3 separate regions of the Homo sapiens genome follow, and all the other regions are linked to region 1. Evidence: chromatin loops called from intact Hi-C (ENCODE). Cell type or tissue: heart left ventricle. All regions are shown on one strand. Each heading gives the region's core, and the rest is flanking DNA. Links, peaks and the distances in the headings are about the cores only.

Region 1 (8,317 bases), core at 77-8,076:
TACAAAAATTAGCCAGGCATGGTGACGCATGCCTGTAGTCCCAGCTGCTCAGGAAGCTGAGGCAGGAGAATTGCTTGAACCTGGGAGGTGGAGGTTGCAGTGAGCTGAGATTGCACCACTGCACTCCAGCCTGGTGACAGAGTGAGACTCCATCTAAAAAAAAAAAAAAAAAAAAAAAAAGGCAAAAACAATAACATTAGTGACAATCAACATTTATTGAACATTTATTCACATGTCAGGTATAAACCAAAAATATAATTCTAAGCCCCAAACTGACTGAATGGACATCTCCTCCCTGCCCCTAATCATTGGCCAAAAGGATCCCGAAAACTAGTTCAGGCCATAACAGGAAAAGGGCGTAGCATATGCCTCAATATATCCTCCTCTCTGGAGCTTAGCTGTTGACATTTAGAGATTCTAGGACTGACAGAACAGACTCTTTGTAGCAGTAAGATACCAAATTCCAACCTGACCCTGATATAGCATCAGATGACAGATAACAGGCACTGAAGGAAATCAAAGCATCTTACCCCAAAATATATTTCTTTGACGTAATTTGGAATGGCTCTACAAAGCCATCTTTTGTGGGGGAAATCGGCCTTCTGTAGAGAATCCCCTTCCCTTGCTAGATCTTCTCTGGAGAGTCTGACACCTTTTGAGGTCTAATAAGAGACATTTACCTTCTATTCTCTCTGAAGCCTGCTACTTAGAGGCTTCATCCACATAACAAGAACCTCAGCTTCCACAACTTTCTTTATCTTAACTCAAGCATTTGTTTATACTGACTTTACCTCTTCAGACAAAGCTTAGATTTTTCAACCAATTGCCAATCAGAAAATCTTTGAATCCACCTATGACCTGGAAGCCTCCCCTTCTTTGACATGTCCTGTTTTTCTGGGCCAGGCCAATATATACTTTACATGTGTTGCTTGTGTCTTTGCCTGTAACTTTTATCTTCCTAAAATGTATAAAACCAAGTGTAACCCAACCACCTTGGGCACATGTTCTCAGGACCTCCTGAGGCTGTGTCACAGGCCATGACCTTTAACCTGGCAAAGTAAACCTCTAAAACGATTGAGACTCATCTTGGTCATTTTCTTTGATTTACACAGGCATTGTACAAAACTCTTTACATATATGAATTATCTGATTTAATCATTACAACAATATAAAATAAGAAGTATATCTATCTCAATTTGACTGATATTAAGTTGCCCAAGATCACAAAACTGGAAAATGGCAGAACTAGGACTCAAAACAAAAATAACTGATTTCGGCCAGGCACGGTGGCTCAAGCCTGTAATCCCAGCACTTTGGGAGGCTGAGGTGGGCGGATCACGAGGTCAGGAGATCGAGACCATCCTGACTAACATGGTGAAAGCCCATCTCTACTAAAAATACAAAAATTTAGCCGGGCGTGGTGGCGGGTGCGTGTAGTCCCAGCTACTTGGGAGGCTGAGGCAGGAGAAGGGCGTGAACCCAGGAGGCGGAGCTTGCAGTGAGCTGAGATTGCGCCACTGCACTCCAGCCTGAGTGACAGAGCGAGGCTCTGTCTCAAAAAAAAAAAAAAAAAAAAAAATGCTGATTTCAAAGCCCAACCTTTGTATCAGAGGCCATCCAGCTTTGATGGTATGTGAAAAAAACAAAATCTTGTTGGGGTGCTCCCTAACAATTTTACCCACCTGAGAAAGTGACAGTGGTTTTATCTTTTCCTCTGGCTGTTAAGCTGGTGTTTTTATTCTAATGCTTTGACATCTTGGGGCCTGGCTGACTCTGGAAGGTTTTGTTCTTCCCAGGGTTAGCTAATTCTTAGAGACAGCAAACAACACACCCTGGAGCTTGCCTTTCAGATGCAAACCAAACACTTCCTTTCTCAGACCCTCACAGGGCTCTCACACTTGGGCCACTATTTCTCTGCCCTAACCACCCCAAGGCTAGGTACCAGCAAATTAGGGACAGTCCCTGTGCCCCAGAGCCTGCTGAAATTATTCAAACAAGCTAATCCTAAACCTTCTCATCATGCTTTACCTTACCTTTCCCAGAGAATCTCCAAAAAGGCTTCACCCACATTTTCCCTTTGCTCATGCTGCCTCCTGTCCGACGCTGGCGCTTCCCTGCGTGGCCCTGTGTGGCGTGTTGGGTCCCCTCCTCTTGGGAACTGTGAGTAACAAACTATCTCTTCAATGGCCGTCATCTCATCATCTGTTGGCCTCCCCATACCTGAATAATAATGAAGTCTACATTTCAAGCCACTCTGTCAGCCTCATCTACCTTCCATCTCATATCATGATGGTATAGTACACAGGCCCAACCTGCCAAAGTATGTCCCAAGTGATGATTTGTACCAACAAAAATGCTCAAAAGTAAAACCAAAAACACAAACACGATACCAGAATTGTATAAACCTTTAACAGCTTTCCCTCCTGCCCAAGGCCTAAGCATTCTGGCTTTGAGATGCTCCTCCCTGGAGTTTGTCAGGCCTGCCAGCGTTCCTGGGAGTCAAAAACAAGGGATGGGAAACTCCCTCACCTGCATCTTGAACAGGAGTTCTCGTTCTGGGATTAGGGCATCAAACTTAAATTCAGCCAAGAGTAGACGGGAGAGCAAAAACAGCCACATTCTCCCCTTAACAGCTCAGATCCTGTATTCCCCATGTGAATGAAGCATGACCGTGTTGGGAAGCCCAGGAAAAGCTGCTTCCAGATGCTGGCTAATTGCACACACTAGTCCAGAGCTTCCTTCTGAAGGCCACAGGCAACCTCCAGGTTCACTGTCAGTCCCCATTTGTTAAGATACACTCTTGTTTATTATATAAGCAAAGCAAATTATTTACTGTACACCAAGGAAGGACACCACTTCAAAGAAAACCTGAATCACCACCAGTTCATGAGACCTGGGTAGCTTTCTCCTGAAAGGCACGGAAATGTGGTTGTGCTGTGCATCTGGGCTAGAACAAAAAGGCTGCTGGGAAAGGCAGATTGTGCTGGACACAGCTTGTCAAACCCATCCATCTGGCAAGAGAAGTGATGACCAGTGACCTCTGGACTTGTGTGACCGCTGCAAATTCATTCATGCTCCTTTTTCAGGCTGAGTAAACAAGATCCAGCAAGACTTGGTGATTTGTGGATATAAACATCACTGGGTTAACCAATAGCTGGTTAAGCATGTGCTTTAGACATGGTAAAACTGGCACCAAAACAAAAGATATTTTGGTAAGAAGTTGATATTTAATATTTTAGAAATTAGAATAGCATTATAAGGAAAAAAATCAAAACATTTTTAGGTTTCCTTATATTTATTTTTAAAGCTAATTTTGTTTTTTATTTTAAACAACATATAGGAAAGTAGAAAGGAGAAATATAATTTTTTTTAGGGTCCAGGCTTTCTAAACTGTAATCCAAGCTTGACCTAAAGCCAGGATCAAGGCATGCCTTTTGGCTCTTCAGTGGTCTGTTCTTAAGACCACTGGTTCTCGGGATAAGCTGGCAATGCCGGTATTCTTGCAAGATTTGGAATTAAGGGCCTCTTTTGTATATATTGCCACAAAGAGAGATTTGAGATGGGCTCTGTCTGTGGGATTAACATGAGTGGTTCACGGTGGCAGTCCATAGTTTCCCACAAGTCCTAGACCATGTGGAGTGTGGATACACAGGGCTTCACATACTCAGTACCTTGAAAGGAGATCTGATCACAATGTTTGGCCAAGAAAAAGGCTTATTGTCATCAAAACTGTAAAAAGCCCTGGTCTATGATAGACACTAGGCCCTGAGGGAATCTCCCAGATTCCCAACCAAGGGAGTTTTTCACATGCCATCAGATGACCAACCCTCCCAAGGAGTGTTCTCAGCTCCAGGGAAAACAATATGTAGTAACGGCAGAGTATGAGTCCAGATTTCAATATCTAAGGAAGAAAAAGAAGGACTGTTTGCCCTGGCGTTTTGTCTGCCTTTCCAGAAAGTACTCATCTAAGCAGAAATAGAAAAAAACCTATACATCTTTGCATCTTTCCAAGTTTAATTCCGCCCCAAGAGCCAGTTATGAAAACACAGCCATACTAAATTCCTTTCAACACCACTAGAGGGAAATCTAACCCACCTGACCAGAACTTGTTTCTTGTTTCTTAAAAAAAAAAAAAAAATTATAATTACAGAACTAAAATTTTAAGGCTGACACATACTTTGAGACATTATCCTGCTCAATACTTTCTACTCTTGCCCCTGTTTTAAAATTATTTGAATATATGTAGGCAAAGAGACTTAGAAAAGCACAAACTAGCCATCCTAATTGGGCAGGAGTCTTGACAGTTGAGAAATTGTTCTAACAGTCAACGTGAATCCCTTCCAGTTCAGCTTGAGTTTATTTCCTCAAATTACATATTCATTAGTTATGGAGAACAGCTGGTCATCTTTCCCGCCTCACATTATTCCTTAAATTCCTGAAGACCTCCAAGTCACGCCTCTCGTCTAAGTGGAATGAGCCAGCTCCTTAACTTGGTCATAGAGTTTAGAGCCCAACTCTTCACCAAGTGTTTCTCTTCTCAACTCTCTCTTCAACACTTTGCCCTCCCCCATAGTTCCAAAGTGCAGCAATACCGACCAAATTCTGAGGAGAAAAATAAAATGAGGTATTTCCTCATGTTTTCCCTCATATATATGGCTATTAATATATCCTTGCTCAGGTTTTCTTTTTAAATAACAACATCTTTTATTTATTTTTAAAATTGAATTTGTTTTCATTTTTAACTACATATGGGAAAGTAAGGAGAGGAAATATAATTTTTTTCAGGGTTTGGGGGGCTATAAACTGTAATCCAAACTTGACCCAAAACCAGGACCGAGGCACAACTTTTAGCTCTTTAAATCATATATACCTAGTATGATCCCCAAATCTTGCTCTCATACACACATGCATGTACACACATATACATATACAAAAATCTTTGTCTTGTCATGAAAGTGAATGGCTAAGTGAATGTGGATTTGCATCACTTCTGAACTCCATTCTGTTTCTCTTTCACATCATATGTATTATATCCATTTCTACTTTATTCTCCAAGTTTTTGACTACTCACTCTAGATCCCTTATGAACTAGAAAAGATATCCAATATGTATTTAGAACATTATTATTTTCATAATGTTTCTGAATCCTATTCATTGCTAATTCAAAATTAGTACAGAAAACTGGTTGTTTTTAAGACGCTATTCACTTTTACAACTGTTGTTAAAGGAAAAACCTTAAACAAATTAAACTTAAGAGTTTAACTGAGCAAAGGACGATTCTTGAATCAGGCAGCCTTCAGAACCAGATAGGTTCAGAGCAACTTGGAGCTGCCACGACGTCAGATAACATTTATGAACAGAAAAAGAAAAGTGAAGTACAGAAAGCAGAAGTGAGGTCCAGAGATAGCTGGATTGGTTACAGCTCAGTTTTTGCCTTATTTGAACATATTTTGAAAAAGTGGCTGCCTGTAATTGGCTGAAACTCAGCCACTGTGATTGGCTGAGACTCAGCTACTTGTCACAAGAGTAGGTTACAGTCTGTTTACACATCCAGTTAGGTCATAGTTCACTATGTATGGAAAAACCTTTAGGCCAAACTTAAATTATGTAAGGAGGCAGCTTTAGGCTAAACTTCTTTTAACAGTGTGGAATAACAAATACATGTGGTGTTTGTCCTCAATTTCTGGCACAGAGCTCCTAAAACCTTTGGAACTTCCTGAATGATAGGAGTCTTTGTTATTATTTCAGCCACAGCAGACTTTATGCTAGTGGGTGACTCTTGGTGGGCCCCAACATAGTTTCAGGTGGAGGGCTGGCTGCCAGAGGAACCAAACAGGTGGTTAGAGGGTTTGAATGTTCAGCCCCACCCCGTGACCTATAGGGAGGGGAGCAGGGCTGGAGACCAAATCCAACCGCCAAGGGCCAATGATTTAATCAACCATAATTACCTAGTGAAAACTCCATAAGAACACTTCAGCAACAGGGTTTGAAGAGCTTCCAGGCTGGTGAACACATCAAGGTGCTGGAGGCTGTCTTACCCAGAGAGGGCATGGAAGCTCCACACTCCTTCTCCACACCTGGCCCTAAGCATTTCTTCCATTTGGCTGGTTCTGGGTTCTAGCCTTTATAATAAACCAGTAATGCTAAGCGAAGCACTTTTCTGAGGTCAGTGAGTCATTCTAGTGAATTATTAAATCTGAAGGGGGATTGTAGAAAACCCTAAATTTGTAGTTGGCAAGGCAAAAATGTGGGTAGCCTGTGCACCCCATTTGCAGCTGGCATTCCTAGTAGGAGCAATCTTGTGAGACTGAGCCCTTAACTTGTGGGGTCTGGGCTAAATCCAGATAATGTCAGAACTGACTTGAATAGAATTGTTGCACCCAGTTGGTGTCAGGGAATCACAGAATTGATTGATCTGAGGAAAAAACCTCTCAATAACACTGTACTGAGGCTCCAGAGGTAGCCTTGGACTCAAGCACAAATAAAAAGAAATTCTCTTCTGGGCCTTCAACGTTAACATGGACAATGTGGATTTTGTTATAAGAAAGACTTAGTTTAAACCTCCAATCCAGAAATTACCTACTCCATGAATCTGAATTGCTTCCTGACTCAGTCTCCTTTCCTGCAAAAGCAAAGCAGGATAATTCTGCCATGAGGCCACTGGAACGATGAATAAGATAAAGGATGTATTTAGAATGGAGCCTGCATGTTGTAGGGACCTTAAAAATGGCATTTATTTTATTCAAGACCTCAGTCATAGGAGGAAACCTGATGATAGCACCAACATTCATCCTGAGTACAGAATATTTCAGCTTCCTGTGTGATATAATTGGGCTGAGAGATTCCAAAGTAATTAATGGTCAATATTGCAATAATTTGGCAAAACTGCGTTGGGCATTTACCATGTACCAGGTGCACTGGGGATACAGGGAAATAATCTGACAAAGTCCCAGCCTCCTGGTGCTTCCATTCTACTGGGTGGAGACAGATAATAAAATAAAATAAATATATATATATATGATGAGGATAAATGCCATGGAGAAAGCAAAGCAGGGTAGGGAAGTAAGAAGTACCTGCATGTGAGGGCTATTTTATATTAGGTGGCCAGGGACACCCTTACTGAGAAGTAAGGAGACAAGCTATGCAGATGTCAGAAGGAAAAGCATTTCAGGCAGAGGGAACAGCCATCGTAACTAACACGAGGCAGAGCATTCTCGTCATGTTCACCAAACAGCGGTTGGAGTGGAGAAAGAAGCAGGAAAAGAGATAGGAAATGAGGTCAGAGGGAGAAGGGGGCCATTTCCAGTATGTCATTCAAGATCATGGTAAGGGTTTGGGCTCTTCTCTAAATGAGGTGGAGGGGAGGATTCTATCAGAGCTATGAGGTGGTCTAACATGTTTTAGGAACTGCCATTTACTGAGATGGAGAAGAATGAAAGAAACAGCATGCTGGAGTTTGTTTTGGAGGAGTGCACAGGAGGCTGGCGGGAAATCAGTGTTGCACATGTCAAGTTGGTGATGTCTATAAGACATTCAGGTGGAATCCAATAAGCAACAGAAATAGAAGTCTAGAAGACAGAGATCGATGTGTGGAATGGTATTAAAAACAGGTGCTGCTCATTCTACAGTTTTAAAGAATTCAAGGTCCTGCTGCTAGCACTTCACAGTTCACCTAGCTCTTTGCTATTCAATGGGTGGCTCCTGGACCAGCAGCACAGTATTGCCTGGGAGCTTGTTAGAAATGCAAAATCTCTGGCCCTCCTCATACCTGAGTCAGAATCCACATTTTAACACATTCCCAAGGTGATTGGCCGGTAATTAGTTTGAGATGCACTTGTCTAATTAATATCATCTGGGAAATTTTTTAAAAACTACAGGTCCCACCTCAAAACAATTAAAGTAGAATCTCTAGGACTGGGGCCAAAGCATGGGTACTTTCACCAAGCTGCCTGAGTGGTTCTGATGTGCAGCCTGCCTGGGTTGAGAACCTCTGAGCTGACTCTTCTCATTTCTGTATGTTCCCTCTTTCCTTCCAGGTTTCATTGCTAGTTTTCTTAGAAAGCCATCTCCAAAGAGATGCGGTTCTAAGAGAGGATGCAGGCTGGTAGCTAGAGTAATCATGTCTCCTGGTTTATTGGGGACAATCTAAACATAATTACAATTATTATCTTTCGCTCACAAAAGTACAGATCCCCAACTTTGGCTGGATCGACTTAATGATTTTTCAACCTTATGATGGTGTGAAAGAGATACACATTCAGTAGAAACCATACTGTGAGTCCCCATACACCGATTTTTTCACTTTCAGTACAGTATT
Region 2 (8,317 bases), core at 46-8,045, 150 kb after region 1:
TCACTCCATGGGAAATCCCAAAATAAATTTTTAAAAAAGTTGTTTAAATTTATAATGTTTTTGATTCTATAATAATTTTATAATAAAATAATTTTATGTTTTTGATATTATATTTTTAATTTATAAAATTTTTTATACATGTTTATGTTTGAAATGTCTATTTCAAACTTTATGAGATATTAAAATATAAGTAATATAGTTCATCATTTTAGAAATGCCATGTTTTTCTTCTCCAGCAATTACATAATCAAAGAGTAACTGTAGTTTTTCCTAGAACATTGCTTTGTAGGCTGGGCATGGTGGTTCATGACACTTTAGGAGGCCAAGGCAGGCAGATCTCTTGAGATCAGGAGTTTGAGACTAGACTGGGCAACACAGAGAAACCCTATGAGTAGTAAAAACACAAAAATCAGCTGTGCATAGTGGCATGCACCTATAGCCCCAGCTACTCAGGAGGCTGAGGTGGGAAGATCACCTGAATCTGGGGAGGTCAAGGCTACAGTGAGCCAAGACTGTGCCATTGCACTCCAGCCTGGGCAACAAAGTGAGACCCAGTCTCAAAAAAAATGAAATTTAATTTAAAAAAAGAAAATTGCTTTGTAAAATTAACTTTTTCAATCAAAACCAAGATTTTTCAGATATAGAGAATGCAGCCCACTGGTTAGATTTGTCAGTTCAAAGAGAATAAATTCTAGTTTTCTATTTTTCTAGCCTGCTTATGAGTATCCAATAGGATATCAAAAAAGACCAAAGCCTTTGGGATCCAAGTTCAGTATTCCTGAGTCTAATTCAGGATGCCAAATCAGGAGACAAGCACATTCTCATCAATTTTCAATCATTCAAGACCAATTTTGCTTATAATTATCCAGTTCTTTTAGACCACCTTTCTCCTGAAGCCAGCCTTATGGCTATTCACTTCACTTTAGCATAAGCCCCCAAGAAGGTGAACAAAATGAGGAAAAGATTGGTTAAAGTTGGCTGTTTGAAATTCTGAAACATGTCCACCATTCCCTTCACCCATGCCCACCCCTCTTAGAAGTAGTACTTTCAGATTATTTAAGAGTCGATGCTTCTATGTGGATTTTAATTTGTCATCTGTCCTTTATAACAGCTAGTAGGTTTAATTTGACCCTATTTTAAGCATATATTGACCTATGCTAATTATCTGTTAAAATAAATTCCACTCTTAGAGTTAATAAAGTGTGTTTGTCATAGAAGACCCATTGAAGTAAGAAGCTGAGGAGTCCTTATGGTAAAGTGGGACAAGAAATAATAAGACATAATAATTTTCCCATGCAAATCAACAACCGTAGCTTCAAAAATATCCTGACCCACAACAAGTATTGGACAGGCCATGTTTCTCTCACTCCCTAAAAAATTGGCTCGGGAAGAAGTATGAGAGCTCCCATAGCTCTCCCAAGGCTCGTTATTCTCCATCACTCCACAGGAACAGCCTGTCAGAGAAGAGTGAAAGACCATTTGTCAACCTCTCTTCAACTCCCTGATTCTAGCCAAACTTCATCAATCCCAAGTGAGGAGCCAGAGATAAATCAAACCCCATATATCCAGCATCATTGTCTACTGGAGTCAAAAATCACAATTCCACTACCCACCCCAACACCACTGGCCCTGTTTCTCCCAATTGCGTTTTATTATGTTTTTAAAAAAATCCTCTTTCCCCATCCCTGCAACACCGAGAAGGAGGAATTATAGTAGATAAATATGAAGCATGGAGATCCTTTAAAAATGTTTTTAATAATAAATGAGAAAATGAAAAGGAGAGGGTTGGGAAGGAAGGAGGGAATTCAAATGCCAGGGAATTGTTCAGTTTCGCTTTTAAAGATGTTAACACTCATTTATACATCTGCAAGACACTTTCCTTAAAGAAAAGTTCTATGAGTGTGGGTCTGGTTGCATGAATAAGGATAAAATTACTTTTTTAGACGATGTTTCCCACATATAATTCAGAGACCCCTGAAATTAGGTATCCCTCTTGTAGATGTCCTTGAGATGCTGCTGGACCTGGGAAAGAGGAAACTGGGATATGGGTCTATGCCAAAAGGTGCTTCTAGTTATAGGACAGAGAGGAAAGGGGCAGAGGGAGAAAAACCTGAAGTCTGAGAATCTGGATTGCAGAAGACTACCGAGGTCGTGGGAGAAGGGAGAGAAAACAAGGATGAAAACCGAAAGGGGAAGAGGCATGAAATGTTGTCAAATGCCAAAAGGCATTTGGAGAGAAGTTGGGAATTGCATTAAGAAAACCACTGCAAATCTCATTTCAGACCATTTAGAGATATGCCCCCTGGGAACTGCGAGCTCAGGCTGTTTAGCATCAAACAAATGGATCCACTCCATCCCTACCCTAATTAAATAAATCATTCAGTAATTCCACTGGGTTAAAGAACCAAAATAATAAAAACCTTCAGGGCCTACTCTTGCCAAATATGTCAGGGATCGTGTGTGTGTGTGTGTGTGTGTGTGTGTGTGTGTGTGTGTGTGTGTGTGTGTTCTGAGACACCACTACTGTTAAATAGGCAGAGCTAAGACTTAGGGGACTGGCAGATTATTGCAAAAAGGGCACGGGGCAGAGGGACTATGTTGTGAGCCTGCGAAAGAAGTTTGTGTGGGGACTGTGGGCAGTGAATGCGTTGGGAACAATATGGAAAACTGGGAGCTGCCTTGGAATCTACAGGGCCGGGTAAGAGAATGTCCGAAAGAAAAATGAGCAGGTGCGGGATGTGCGCAGAGTCGGAGAAGAGTCCAGGGCGCCCGGAGTGGCTCCAGGAACGACGGAAACCCCTCAAGGCTTTTGGGGGCGGTGGGTACTAATAGAACCCAGTGTCCGGGGTGCACCGGGGAGGCTGCGAGCGCGGCGGGAGTGGGGCGCTGGAGGGTGAGGACGCGGGAGTGAGGTAGCAAAGCCGGGGCCGGGCAGGGGCCTCCCAACTGGGCCCGGAGGCAGCAGGGGGACAAGGGCTAGGAGAGGGCATGGCGGCGGCGCGGCGGGAAGCGAGGGGCATCCGGACACTCACCCCGTTGGCCGCGGCCATCTGCACCACGATCTCGATGGCCGTCCTGCTAAAGTACCTGCCGTCGCTGCCCACCACCATGGTGCAGCCCTGACGGTCGCGCAGGTCGATGGACGACAGCACGCTCTGGATAAAGTTGGGCAGGTAGTTGCGCTGGCCCTCGAAGAGGCCGGTGGGTCGCCGCAGACCCCCGCCGCCGGCCGGCCGCTGGTCCTCGTAGGGCGCGGTGGGCACTGTCAGCACCGGGATGGGGCTCCCCTCCATGGCGCCTCCTGGCCGGTCCTGCTGCGGCTCCCGGAGCCGGAGGGAATCTGCAGCCTGCCGGGGGCCTCCACCAGCCTGGCTGCGCGCCGGGACTCCGCCTCGCGCCCGGGCCCCCTCTCCAGCAGGTCGGCGCCCTGCGCCCTGCACCCGCCCGCCTGGGGACCGCCCGCCCCTCCTCTCCGCGCGGCCGCTCGGCTGACTCTCTCGGCAGAGATTGCTTCTGCCTTCCTGTAAAGTTTTCTCCCACCCACCTTCTCCGCTGCCAGACCGCCCGAGCTGCCCTCAGTTTCTCCCCAAGTTGGACTCACTTTCGGGGTGTCCCAAAAGCCTGATTCCAGGGCCTGCTAGCCCGACCCCGGTGACGCCTCCACCCGCGCCTGGCCCCAGCCTTCACCCGCGATCGCCGCCCTCCGGGGCACACCCTCCGCCAGAAAACAGCCGGCGGGCGGCGAGACTTTGGGCAGAGTCCGGGTTCCTCTCCGGCGCCCGGCCCGTCTCCCTGTCTCCCTGGGAGTGCGCAGCCTACACACACCAGTTTCTCTTTAGAACAAGGACGGGGAGGGATTTGGGAGGGGGCTGAAACCTTTTGCCATCAGCGAACAGCCTCAGCCAAAAATAACCCTGGAAAGGCGAGCTAAGAATGGTTATCTCCTGCCAGCGCTGAAATCGGAGGCTGGGCGCTGCGTGTGGGGTGTGTGTGTGTGTGTGTGTGTGTGTGTGTACCCTCCCACCCCGACCATTTGTTGAAGGGAATCACCACTGTCAGACTTCAATCCAACAGGACCCACTCGAGCCATCCACACTTTCCCCAGCCTCCTCCAAAACAGCACACTTTCCGGTATGGACAATTCTTTTTTTTTTTTTTTTTTTTTTTCACTTGTTTGTTTGTTGTGGTGGTTGCAACAGCAGCAACACAGACGACACATATTTCCCTATTCTTCTCGCCCTTCTCACCCTCCCTACCCAGCTCCTGCCTTAGAAATAGGCTTTCCTACACTGTATCTGTCCACACTGTCTGAACTCTTCCTTGAATTAATCGTTTTCAATAGGAGGGGGCTAAATCCCTTATTAATGCCCTACCAGGAGTGAATGAATAAAGCCAAGTTAAAGGAGACCTGGGTACCAGATACTGTGCTAGGTTCCTTTGCATGTATCCTTTCATTCTGCTGGAGCTAAAGATTTTCTGCCTCCTCTCCATAAAACGCACCCAAACTCCAAAACCAGGAAATTCTCCATAGAAAATAGGAGTGAAGAGAGAAAAGACTAACAGGATAAAACCCAAAGCAGGAAGAAAGTTCTATCTCCCATTTCTCTCAAGGAATTTTTGGACCCACCAAGGCTACTGTCCTGAAATATCCTGCTGCTTCTCCTTCCCCAAATATTGTCCACTTACTGAGAGTAAGGCTGACTTGCCGCAGGCTTATAAAGTGTTTGGTCACAGTAAGACAACTGTGAGTAATAACACACATTGTATACTGTTTTGCAATTGATTAAAGGCTTTGCATCTGTTTTTTCTTTGGAGGCTGAAGAAAAGAAGAATGGTATTCATGCAGTTCCCATTTTACAGATGAAAACAAGAGGACTTTTTCTGTGAAGTCAAGAAAGTGGTTACAATGGTACTTTCAGCCTGTCCGAATTATGTATTGCCCCTCCCCTTTTTATTAATAACATTGAAGTGTGATGGGACAACCACTGAAGCCGTCTGTTGAAACCTGCTGGGACTTTTTAGCCATTCTCTTCAACATAAAGAATGGGTGTTTTTGGAGGGGGTGAGAGGAATGGGGAAATGTTGTCAAAGAGTACAATGTTTTAGTTGAGACAGGAGGAATATATTTTGTTGAGATCTACAGCACAGCATGGTGACTGTAGTTAACAATGAAGTATTGTGTATTTCAAAATTGCTAAGACAATAAATTTCAAATGTTCTCACCACAAAAAAGATAGGTTTTGAGGTGATGAATCTATTAATTCTCTGGATTTAATTATTCCACAATGTATACATATATCATAACATCACATCATACCTCCGTAAATACATACAATTTTAATTTGTCAATTAACATTTTTTTAAAAGAATAGTGTGGCCAGTCGGGGAGGTAGTTTTTTTTTTTCCTCTAGTCTCTACTCAGTCTCCAAGATCCCATTTCCCATAAAGTTCCTGTCACCCAGGTGGAGTGCAGTGGCACAATCATGGCTCACTGCACCCTCTCCCTCTTGGGCTCAAGCGATCCTCCTGCCTACAGGTACATGCCACCACGCCCAGCTAATTTTTGTAGTTTTTGTAGACATGGGGTTTCACCATGTTGCCTAGGCTGGTCTCGAACTCCTCAGCTCAATCAATCTGCCCACTTTAGCCTCCCACAGTGCTGGGATTACAGGTGTGAGCCACCAAGCCCAACCCATAAAGTTCCTAACTTTTTATCTCCCTGGGAGTGCACAGCCTACACACACCAGTTTCTCTTTAGAACATACTTAAGAGTCTTGGCTTAGCATCCAACAGACAGAACTTTAACACTTCTAGGGATCTGTGCACCTGTCTATGGTGTGGGGTTTTTAAGATCTCTTTCTAATGACACTTTTTTTTGCAAAGCAGGACAGTTTCATTCCCAGAAGAGCAGGTATGGTAAATCCTTTGTTCCAGTAACGAAGACAATGATCCAAACCCTAAGCCTCAGAGAAGCCCAGAAACCCTCCAGGCCTCCATCTCTCTGCTCCTAGCACCTGCCTCTCTCTTGACATCAACATCATTCTCCCCTCTCACAGCCCAGCTCCTTCCACAGACCCAGGGATTAGGCACCAGCACCTCAGACTAGATTTTAGAGAATTACCATTCAAGAGGCAATCCTCTTCCCTTGGTTCCAATTTCAAGGTTCTCAAAGACTGGAACAGGGCTAGTTTGAGGCAATGTGCCCTACCACATAGCCAGAAAGAACCTTACAGTGACAAGGAAAACAAGTCTTCCAAAGTAAGGGGGTGCTGATCCCCAGAGGGAGGACAGATGGGCAACCAAACAGTAACCGGGCCACCACGTGCTTCACACTCACTGATCAAGGATTTCTAAAACCATTTGTCTTTTCTCTGAATTTATATAGGACTTTGTATCACTCATAAAGGAATGTCTTATAGGCTGATAACACCTTTCTATTCATGCTTATACCTAACATTTAGGCTAGGATAATTTCCTAACCTCAGTGTCCTCACTATAAAATGGGAATTATTATAATCCCTACCTCATAAATTGTTGGGAGGATTAAAATACTTAGTAAAGTGCCTGACTAATAGAAAGGCATTCAATAAATGTTAGCTATTCATGGTGTCATCATCATTATATTTACCATTATTACTAATCTCCTGTATTGCAAGAATTACAGTTTATATTTTTGTAGACCATCACTGTAGCTAAAGGGTCTTTGGGCCATAGGTGATATTCCATAAAGGTTGGTTAAATTGTTCTGTGGTTTTTGACTATGGAAACTCAGAACTCCCTCAAAATGTACAAAACAGATTTACCTGCTAAATAAATCTCTTCAAAGCTGACCCCAGGTTTAATTGAATTAATTCCAATGAATTTGTCACAATGATGGAGAAAGGAAACTTAGAGGGCCCCACAGTTGTTTGCTGGTAAAATGAGAAGTTTGGATTAGATCAATGTTTCCCAAAATATTTTCCTCAGAATGTTAGTGCCCCTCGAATCCTGCACAAAGCAAGAGTTTCATGACCAAGTAGCTTTTAAAACTCCTGTACACTCTACTCCCATTCTTCACAATGCACACTTTCATATTAAAAGTTCTGAGAGGTCCTCAACAGAAGACATCAATTAACTTTTTTTTTTTTTAAGACAGATTCTCACTCTGTCACCCACGCTGGAGTACAGTGGCCACCACTCCTGGCCTAAAAATTTTTTTTAACCTGGTGCTTCCCAATCTAAACTCACAGGGACCAGTTTTCTTAATGAAAGAGAATCAGACTAGCTTGTAACCATAGCTGGTGACATTCCCCTGCCCCATTCCTTGTATGTCCTCAGTGGACTAGGTCAGAAATAAATAAATTTTCCTGATTCTCAAGGGCTGGTCACTCCTTTGCACTGAGCTCAAAGCTTCTCTGTAGCATGGGTCACAATGAATGGTAGCCCTGATAGCCTAGAGTAGCCTTTCAGCCTTCTCTGAGCCTCTAAAGACTGAGGATTCTTGGCATGAAATAGGAGCAACTGATATATCCTTGCTTCCCCTGGGGACTCTCTTGCTCTCAAAAAGGCATCAGCCATCATCTCCATCTAGAGAATATACTAGCTGACTCAGTTTGACCAGCCTGTCCCAAAATGAGAATCTGGGTAAAATAAGTATTGAAACACTTCATTCCTTGTAGATTCACAAAACACATTAGCATATTAAAGACTATGAAGTTCTGCAGGAAAAAAAACCTATTTAACTTTAATCCAACATTGCCAAGTTTTATTTGACCATGGAAGATTTTTCCAAAACACTTACAAACAGATCAAGGACATTAATCTTTCATGAAACACTTTAGATCCCCAGGGTCCTCTCCAGCTACATCATTCTGTGATTTTCTTTTTTATTTATGATGCATTAAAAGATTAATCTCTATCAGACTTCCATTTAGAAATTCACCAGAATGTGCAAAGGCAGCAGGTAAAATTGCCGAAGGGTATTATAAAAATACCCTCCAGTGATTTTTGAAACTTAAACTGAAATATTTATATAACTATATATTTCAGTTTGTATATTACATATATATGTATATACACACATATATATGTGTGTATATATATTTGTGTATGTATATCTATATCTATGTATATATGGCATTATATCCATTTTACAGATGCAGAAACTGAGCTTTAGAGGGGGTGAGCAATTGGTCCAAAGCCACACAGCACACAGGTAGTCATTGATAAAGGTAAAAACAAGAGTTGAAGCCTGAGGTGTAAGGACACAGAGACAAGTACACAAATGTTTACAAGTTACACATATGACACGTGCCTTTAACATGAATTTCTGGAACAT
Region 3 (8,317 bases), core at 46-8,045, 69 kb after region 1:
ATAAGCAATTGACAAACTGCTTTCCAGAGTGGCCCATTTGGCATTTCCATCAGTACTATATGACAGCTCTAGATGATATGCATCCTCATCAACACTAAGGTATTAGCAGTAATTTTTATTTTAGCAATTCTAATTGTTATGTAGCAGTATCTCATCACAGTTTTATTTGCATCTTCTAATGGTTAATGATGTTGAACACATTTTCGTGTTCTTATTTGACATCCATATATCCTCTCTGGTGAAGTATCTGTTAAAACATTTTATATAATTTTAATTGGGTTAACTGTTTTAACTCTTTAAATATGTTGAAAAGATTATACCTTCTCATATGAATTGCTTTAGCACCATTGTCAAAAATCAGTCAGCCACATTTATTTAGGTGTATTTCTGGACTCTCTATTCTGCTTCATTATCTCTGCCTTTGCTAATAACACATTGCTTTCTGTTAATTAGAAAGTGTGATTACTCCCAGCACTTTGGGAGGCCAGGGTGGACAGATCACCTGAGGTCAGGAGTTCAAGACCAGCCTGGCCAACATGGTGAAACCCCATCTCTATTAAAAATACAAAAATTAGCTGGGCATGGTGGTGGCTCCTGCTGAGGCAGGAGGATCACTTGAACCTGGGAGGTGGAGGTTGCAGTGATCCAACACGGTGCCATTGCACTCCAGCCCCAGCAACAAGAGCAAAACTCTGTCTCAAAAAAAAAGAAAAAAATAAAGTGTGATTCCTGTAGCTTTCTTGTTTTTGAAAATTGTTCTGCCTCTTCTAGTTCCTTTGCCTTTCAATATAAATTTAGAACCAGTTTGTTTATATCTATCAATATCCTGTGGAAATTTTTATTGGAATTGTATTAATCTATAAATCAATTTATAAATAAATGACATCTTTACTATGTTGATCATGAACATTGTATGTCTCTCCTTCTAGGTATTCTTAGACTTTTTTTCATTAATGTTTTGTAGTTTTCAGCATATCGATCATGTATGCATTTTAATAAATTTACAGCTAAGTATTTAATTTTTGAGCAATCTAAATAGTATTGCTTTTTTCAATTCAGTTTCCAATTGAACACTGATAGTATATAAAAATAAAATTGACTTCTGAGTATTGATTTTGTATCCTCTGACCTTTGTGTGTGTATTACTTTGGATTTTCTATGTAGACAATTACGTTATTTATGAATAGAATCCATATTTTTTTTCCTTTTCACCCTATATGCCTTTTAATTCCTTTTCTTGCCTTATTGCATTGGCTGGGTCTGCTAGTGCAATATTGAATAACAGTGGTGAAAGTGGATATCCTTGTCTTGTTCCTGATCTTAGGGGAAAGGTGTTCAGTCTTTTACTATTAAATATGATTTTAGCTGTAGGGTTATTGTAGATGCTCTTTATTTGTTTGAAGAAGTTACCTTTTATTCCTAGTTTGAATGGATGTTGAAATTTTGTCAAATGATCTTGTGCCTCAATTGATGTAATCATGTGGTCTTTCTCCTTAAACTGCTAATAAAGTAGATTGTATTGATTGATTTTTAAATATTAAAACAGCCTCACTTTCCCAGTAAATCCCACTGACTTTTCTTTTTATATACTGCTAGATATATTGTGTTAATATTTTGTTAATGATTTTTACATCTATATTTATGGAATATCAGTTTATATTTTTCTTTTTTAAAAATTCTATCTTTGTCTAGTTTTAGTGTCAGGTAATGCTAGCCTCATAAAATGTGTTGGGGATTTTCCATCTTCTTCCTTTTTCTGGAAGATATTATTTAGAATTTTTTTAATGTTTGCAATAATTCACCAATATATTTATTTGCACTAGGATTTTTTGGAAGGTTTTAAACTATGAAGTCAATTTCTTTAATAGTCATGGAAATATTCAAATTACTTCATGTTGGGTGAGTGTTGATAATTTGTATTTTTCAAGGAATTGGCCCATTTCATCTAAGTTGTTGAATTTATTCATGAAGAGTTGTCTGTAGTGTCCTCTTAGTATTATTTTAAAGTCTAAAGGGTCTACAGTAGTATTCTTACTCCTGATGTTTATAATTTGTGTCTTCTCTCTTTTCATCTTTGTTGGTCTTGCTAAAGGTTTATCAATTTTATTTACTTTTCCAAAGAACCAGCTTTTGTTTCTATTGGTGTTTTAAATTGTTTTCCTGTTTTCATTATCATTGATTTCTACTTTTATCTTTATCCATTCCTTCCTTGGGTTTATTTATTCTCTTTTCTCTACATTATTAAAGTAGAAGCATAGTTTATTGATGTGAAACCTTTCTCTTATAAATATAAGCTCTTAATGCTTATATTAAAGAATTTCCCTCCTAAGCAATGTTTTACCTGCATCCTACAAATTTTGATGTATTTTCATTTTAATTTAATTTAAAATATCTTTAATTTAGTTCAAAGAATCATTTGACAAAATTTCAACATCCATTCAAACTAGGAATAAAAGGTAACTTCTTCAGCCAAATAAAGGACATCTACAATAACCCTTGAAACTTTTTCTTTGATGGATTATTTAGAAGCATATTGTTTACCTTCCAAGCATTTAGAGATGTCCTTGCTATCTCTCTGTTATTAAATTTTAGTCTAATTCTATTATGGTCAGGGAACATACTTTGCATGGTTTCCGTTCTTTTACATTTAGTTAGTTTGTTTGTTTTAATGACCCAGGATGTGGTCTACCTGGGTGAATGCTCCATGCACTTGAAAAAAGTGTATATTCTGCTGTTGGTTGGAGGGTTCTATAAATGTAAATTAAATCTAGCTGATAGATGGTGTTCAGTACTTCCTTCTCTTACTGATTTTCCATCAGATCTATCTGTTTCTGTCTGTTCTGTCAGTTTCTCACAGAAGACTGTTGATGTCTTCAACTATAATTATGGATTTGTCTATTTCTCTTTTCCATTCTGTCCATTTTTGCTTATGTACTTTAAAATTATCCTAATAGGAGCATATACATTTAGGACCGTTGGATCTTTTTGGTAAACTGACCCAACATGATTTCAGTTTTCAAAGACTTTGCAGTGCAGTTTAGTTCTCAAGTTTTGTATATACTGTTGAGGGTCAGATCTATTCATGCCCAGATCAGAGGTGAGCCCAGGAGTTTCTACAAAACTTTAAAAGTCATTTTCCCTAACTTCACCCTCTTTCTTGATATCCCTGATAATTTTCAGCTTCCCTGGGACTCTTTTTGGTTCTCTGACCAGAAATAAAGTTGGGGCTTTATTTACTCTGTTCTGCCATACACGTTCCATGTCTAATATTTATATATATATATGTGTGTGTGTATATATATATATATGTGTGCATGTGTATTATATATACACATGTGTATATATGTATATATATGTTCATGTCTAATATTTTATATAAAATATTAGAATGAGCTGGGGTAGACTCTGAGCTGTTGTGGGTAATCTGTAGCTGTTTGATCATCTTCTGAGAAACAGCTGTCATATATATATATGTTATATATATACACTCATATATATGGGCAGACATGGAGAGTATATGGCAGAACAGAGTGAATATATATATATTTTACATATATAATATATATTTATATATTATATTATATATATTTATATATATAAGCAGACTTATAAAGATATATATATATTTATATATTGAAACAGCATCTTGCCCTGTTGCCCAGGCTAGAGTGCAGTGGCATGAACACAGTTCACTGCAGCCTTGTCCCTCCTGTGTTCAAGAAATCCTCCCAACACAGCCTCCCAAGTAGCTGGGATCACAGGTGTTTGCCACCATGCCTGGCTAATTTTTTCAGTTTTCTTGCAGAGACAGGGTCTCACTTTGTTGCCTAGGCTGGCCTTGAACTCCTGGGCTCAAGTAATCCTCCCACATCAGCCTCCCAAAGTGTTGGGACTTCAGGCATGAGCCACCATGCTCAGTCTACCCACGTTTTGAAAGAAATGGGGTTAATGAGTAGGAAAACAGAAGAAAAAAGAGGCAACAGTGTTTCTCCCTAGTCTGTTGGGACCACCACTTCTCCAAGTGGCAATGAAGGCTTTCCTCCCTCCAAGTTTTAGGCTCTTTTTGGCCATCTTGGATTGTTTGGGAGCTATGGCACAGAGAGTAAAGAAGAGAAAGGGAAAAAAACAAAATGAAAAATGAGGAATCTCTCCCTCCTCCCCCAACATACACACAGAGACTCTCTCTGACTGTTAAGTTCCTCGAAACAGAACTAGAGGACTTTCCTGTCTGCATTCATGCCTGCTTCCAGGTTGCAGGCTATGTTGGGTTCAAGTGGAAGAATACTGGACAGACAAAAGAGAAACTCATCATCAGTTCACTGGTGTCTTAAATTCTGGTCTTCTCCAATCTATCTACTATTATTTACTTTTTCAGAGTCCTCAAATAGCTTGTTTCGTACATCTTGTCTAGACTTTATAGCCACATACAATGGGGAAGACCGTGGATGAAGTGTGCTTACTCCATCTTACTCAAAATCAGAACTAAATGGGAAGCTTTTTCAACATTCAGATTCCCTGACTCCACTGTAGACCTAATGAATCTGAAAGGGGAGCTGGGAAGTGGGAGATAAAAGGTAGATTTTTGGAAAGCTCCACAGGAAATGTTGATACACATCTGAGGTTGACAGTCATGTCTCAAAATATGTTCAAACAGCTACAGATTACCTTCAACCGCTCAGATTCTATCTTTTTTTTTTTTTTTTTTTTTTTTTTTGACAGAGTCTCCCTCTGTCGCCCAGGCTGGAGTGCAGTGGTGCGATCTCGGCTCACTGCAACCTCTGCCTCCTGGGTTCAAGCGATTGTCCTGCCTCAGCCTCCCGAGTAGCTGGGACTACAGGTGTGTGCCACCACGCTCAGCTAATTTTTTGTGTTTTTAGTAGAGACAGGGTTTCGCCATGTTGCCCAAGTTGGTTCTGAACTCCCGAGCTCAGGCGATCCACCCACCTCAGCCTCCCACAGTGCTGGGATTACAGGCATGAGCCACCTCGCCTGGCCAGGAACTCTGGGTTCCTAATCAGAGAGTAAATGTCTCCATGAGCCAAGCACGTGATGTGTGGTAAAGCAGCCAGCTGGATATGTGACAACAGAGAATTATGGGGACAATGATGAACTAGACAGCCTGTGTGGCTGTTAGAAACAGCCTCCACTCAGCTTCAGACAAATATTGCTATAGGGAAATGTAGGCCCAGTACTGCCAGAACTGCAATTTTTCAATAATACCACAACAACTTGGATTTTTATATGAAATATCCCCATTTTTAAAGGTTAGCAACATAATTCAAAAATAAAACTGCAGAGAATGTTTACTACTTTTAGTCTAGAGAGATACTGGCAGCATTTCTACAAAGTATTGTGGGTGTGTATATACAGTATATGCATGTGTGGGTAAAATGTGTGAGAGTGTGTGTGTGTGTGTGTGTGTGAGTGTGTGTGTCCCTTTGAAAAATTGATTCCTATCCTTGAGATGCCTAGAGATCCCCTATCTGTAGAAAAACCATTTGTTGTTTAGCAGCTTTGTAATACAGTATCGTGTAAAGCACAACACCAATCTGAAAGAGATATTCACCAACTTGTAGACTGTTGCCTAAGCATTGGGCTCCCTGAGGCTTTACTGTAAATTCCTTCCTCTTTAAGGCACACCATTTCACGAAAGTTGCCAAGCTTCCTTTTCTCCACTAACAATATCCTCTATCAGAGTCTCTTCCTTCAATAAGTACCCAGATGTAATAAAACAAGAGGAGAAAATTAATAAAAGAGAGAAAAATCTCAAAAATGATCATTAATCTATGTTGCCAAGAATTTTTAATTTGCATGTCACTGACAGGTATGTGTCATGATCTCATTTGATTTTAATTTCAAAGTGATGTGAACTGATGGAGATAATGAAGCCAAATGTATGCTACAAACACATTTTCATATACAAACCAGTTCTTAATTATTATCAATAATGGAAACTCAGGAGTTAGCTATGCATAAATACAAAGGCATTTTTAAATTTTAGTGAAGAAATTCATTAATACACTTATTTCCAAGCTGGTTCACTTAGCTGATGGGAGAATATTGCTATCACAATTAAAGTTAAACTCCTGAATGAGTCAGGAAATACATCTGGGTGGATGGTAGAGGGTAAAAAGCTTGGACCTTGGAGTCAGATAAATCTGGTTCTGAATTCCACAACCTTCACTTTACTAAAACATGACCTTGAGCTCTGGTTTCATCTTCTGTAAAATGTAGTTAATATCGAATTTTAAAAATCAGCTTTCCTGGTTGCAAGGAAAAAAGCCTCAACTCAAGTAACCTTGAATAACAGGGCAGGATTTTGTGAGATGAAGTGGTTGGTACAAATACACTTGGCAGTGAGGACACAGAAATTTCAATCATGAGGCCAAGCCTTCAAAGACATACAGGAAATGCTAAACAACCAGGTCTCAGAAAGAGAAAAAGCCTCATGTTGTTCAGAACTAAGGAGTGTATACAGTTTGTCATTGGCTTGTCATCACCTTGACCCAGATACTCCTTCTCTCTGGCTGCTCGTCTTCATTCTATAAGTACATTTTTTATCTTCCGGGTCCTGCTTTCTCATCATTCTGGTTGTGTATAACTTCCACGATCATCTTGACCTACCAGCTTCCCTCCGCCAATGACCTGTAAACTACTCCCACTAAGTCTTACCTACTTCTTATATATTCAAATTACTAGGTTCAGGATTATTAAAAACAAGACATGATAGGCTTGGTAATTCCCTGTTTGGGTAGAGCTTTTTGCTGTACCTCAAAGGACACTGACCAGTTTGTAATAGGCTACATTTGTGCTGGTTGCCCACCTTTGGGCTAATCTGTTATGGCTCAAGGGTGAAGTCTTGCTGTGGGAGCTAAGTTATGTGGTGTGAAATAGGCAGGTGGGTCTCCGGGTTAGTTCCCTTAGTAAGTGTGAGGATGTTGGTGCTGGGGCTGACATTTCTGGCACAGTAACTCCTTCAGGCCATATCTAATATAGGCATCCAGCACCATGCCAGATGTCTGGTAGGTGCAATGCATGTTAGTTTACCGAAAAGTTCACCAAGTTACTAACAAATCACCTACTTTGTAAGGTAGAATGCCAGGTACTGTGGCAGTAAGAGTGACAAGGCAGATGTGGTCCCTGTTCTTATGGAGTTTCTACTGTAGTAAATGAGACATCCAAAAATATATATAAGCAACTCAGCAAGCCCACTTTTAGATACAGGATACAGAGAAAAGAAAACACATGTTCACATAAAAACTTGTACACAAATTCTTAAAGCAGCATTATTCATAATAGACAAAAAATATAAACAACCCAAATGTCCATCAATGGACAAATGGATAAACAAAACACACTATAACCATATGGTGAAATATTATTAAGCCATAAAAAGGGATAAAGTTCTGATACATGCTACAACACTGATGAACATTAAAAACATGAGGCTAAGTTAAAGAAACCAGATACAAAAGACCTCATAGTATATGATTTTATTCATATGAAAGTCTGGAAAAGGGAAATCTACAGAGACAGGAAGTAGATTTGTGGTTGCTTAGGGATGGAGAGGTGATGGATGTATGATGGGGTGATAGCTAAAGGGTACAGGATTTCTTTTTTACCCGATGAAAATTGCCAACCATTATGATGATGGTTGCATGTATCTGTGAATAAACTAAAAACTATTAAATTGTATATTTTAAATGTGCAAACTGTATGGTGTGTGAATTATATCTCAATAAAGCTGTTAAAATTCTAAAAACTAAACACATGCAGAAAATTAATAAAATTAAATGTGCATGGGCTATAAAGGAAACAAGAGACTGAGATAAAGAATAAAAGGGAGGGGCTCTCCTTAGGTAGTGTGCTCAAGGGAGGCCTCTCTAAGTGGGTGGCACAGAACCCAAGAACTGGAGGAAGAATAGGAACCAGCTGTGAGAACAGCACTCCTAGTAGAGGAAACAGCTTGAGCAAAGGCCTGGAGGCAGGCAGGACTTATCAGGAGAATGGCCATCACTTTCTCTCCCACTTAGGATGCAAGTGTTTCCGAGTGACTTTAAGATAATTTTTAATTAATTCCAATTTATTTAAAAATCAAATTAACACCAGTCTTTGGCACCTTAACTATAAGTAGGAATAATTTATATGTGGTGTGCAGTAGTCACTCTAGTCAGGACCCTACATCACAGAGAGATCACCATTTTTTTTTTTTTGAGATGGAGTCTTGCTGTCTCTCAGTCTGGAGCGCAGTGGTGCGATCTCCGACTCCCAGGTTCAAGCGATTCTTCTGCCTCAGCCTCCTGAGTAGCTGGGATTA

The links. Peaks named below come from ENCODE experiments on the same cell type or tissue, not always from the same donor. Only the 100,000 strongest peaks of a DNase experiment are listed, where the experiment ranks them.
Region 2: a loop joins it to region 1, with 5 times the contacts of the local background. A loop is called at or near these places in 23 of 110 quality-filtered maps.
Region 3: it touches region 1 in a loop (3-fold over the local background); 17 of 110 quality-filtered maps call a loop at or near these places.

What each region holds. Positions count from the first base shown.
Region 1 is chr9:68,503,409-68,511,725 of GRCh38, reverse strand. All of the region lies in intron 10 of PGM5 (phosphoglucomutase 5), which reads right to left. Among named protein-coding and RNA genes, the nearest start is that of TMEM252, 33 kb to the left of the region's middle. In heart left ventricle, for the core only: a CTCF peak has its summit at 4,077 (motif pointing right); no DNase peak of the experiment used is centred there; H3K27ac peaks cover 1,591 bases.
Region 2 is chr9:68,352,104-68,360,420 of GRCh38, reverse strand. It overlaps PGM5 (phosphoglucomutase 5), which reads right to left and starts at 3,810. Exons shown (of 11, transcript NM_021965.4): 1 at 3,033-3,810. The coding sequence starts at 3,293. It overlaps PGM5-AS1 (PGM5 antisense RNA 1), which reads left to right and starts at 2,555. Exons shown (of 3, transcript NR_121192.1): 1 at 2,555-2,698; 2 at 4,075-4,131; 3 at 4,816-5,257. In heart left ventricle, for the core only: CTCF peaks have their summits at 3,495 and 3,700; DNase peaks (open chromatin) are centred at 2,940, 3,430 and 3,680; H3K4me3 peaks cover 3,238 bases; H3K27ac peaks cover 1,826 bases.
Region 3 is chr9:68,434,684-68,443,000 of GRCh38, reverse strand. The region is part of intron 6 of PGM5 (phosphoglucomutase 5); the gene reads right to left. Among named protein-coding and RNA genes, the nearest start is that of PGM5-AS1, 81 kb to the right of the region's middle. In heart left ventricle, for the core only: no CTCF peak of the experiment used is centred there; a DNase peak (open chromatin) is centred at 4,990; H3K27ac peaks cover 1,385 bases.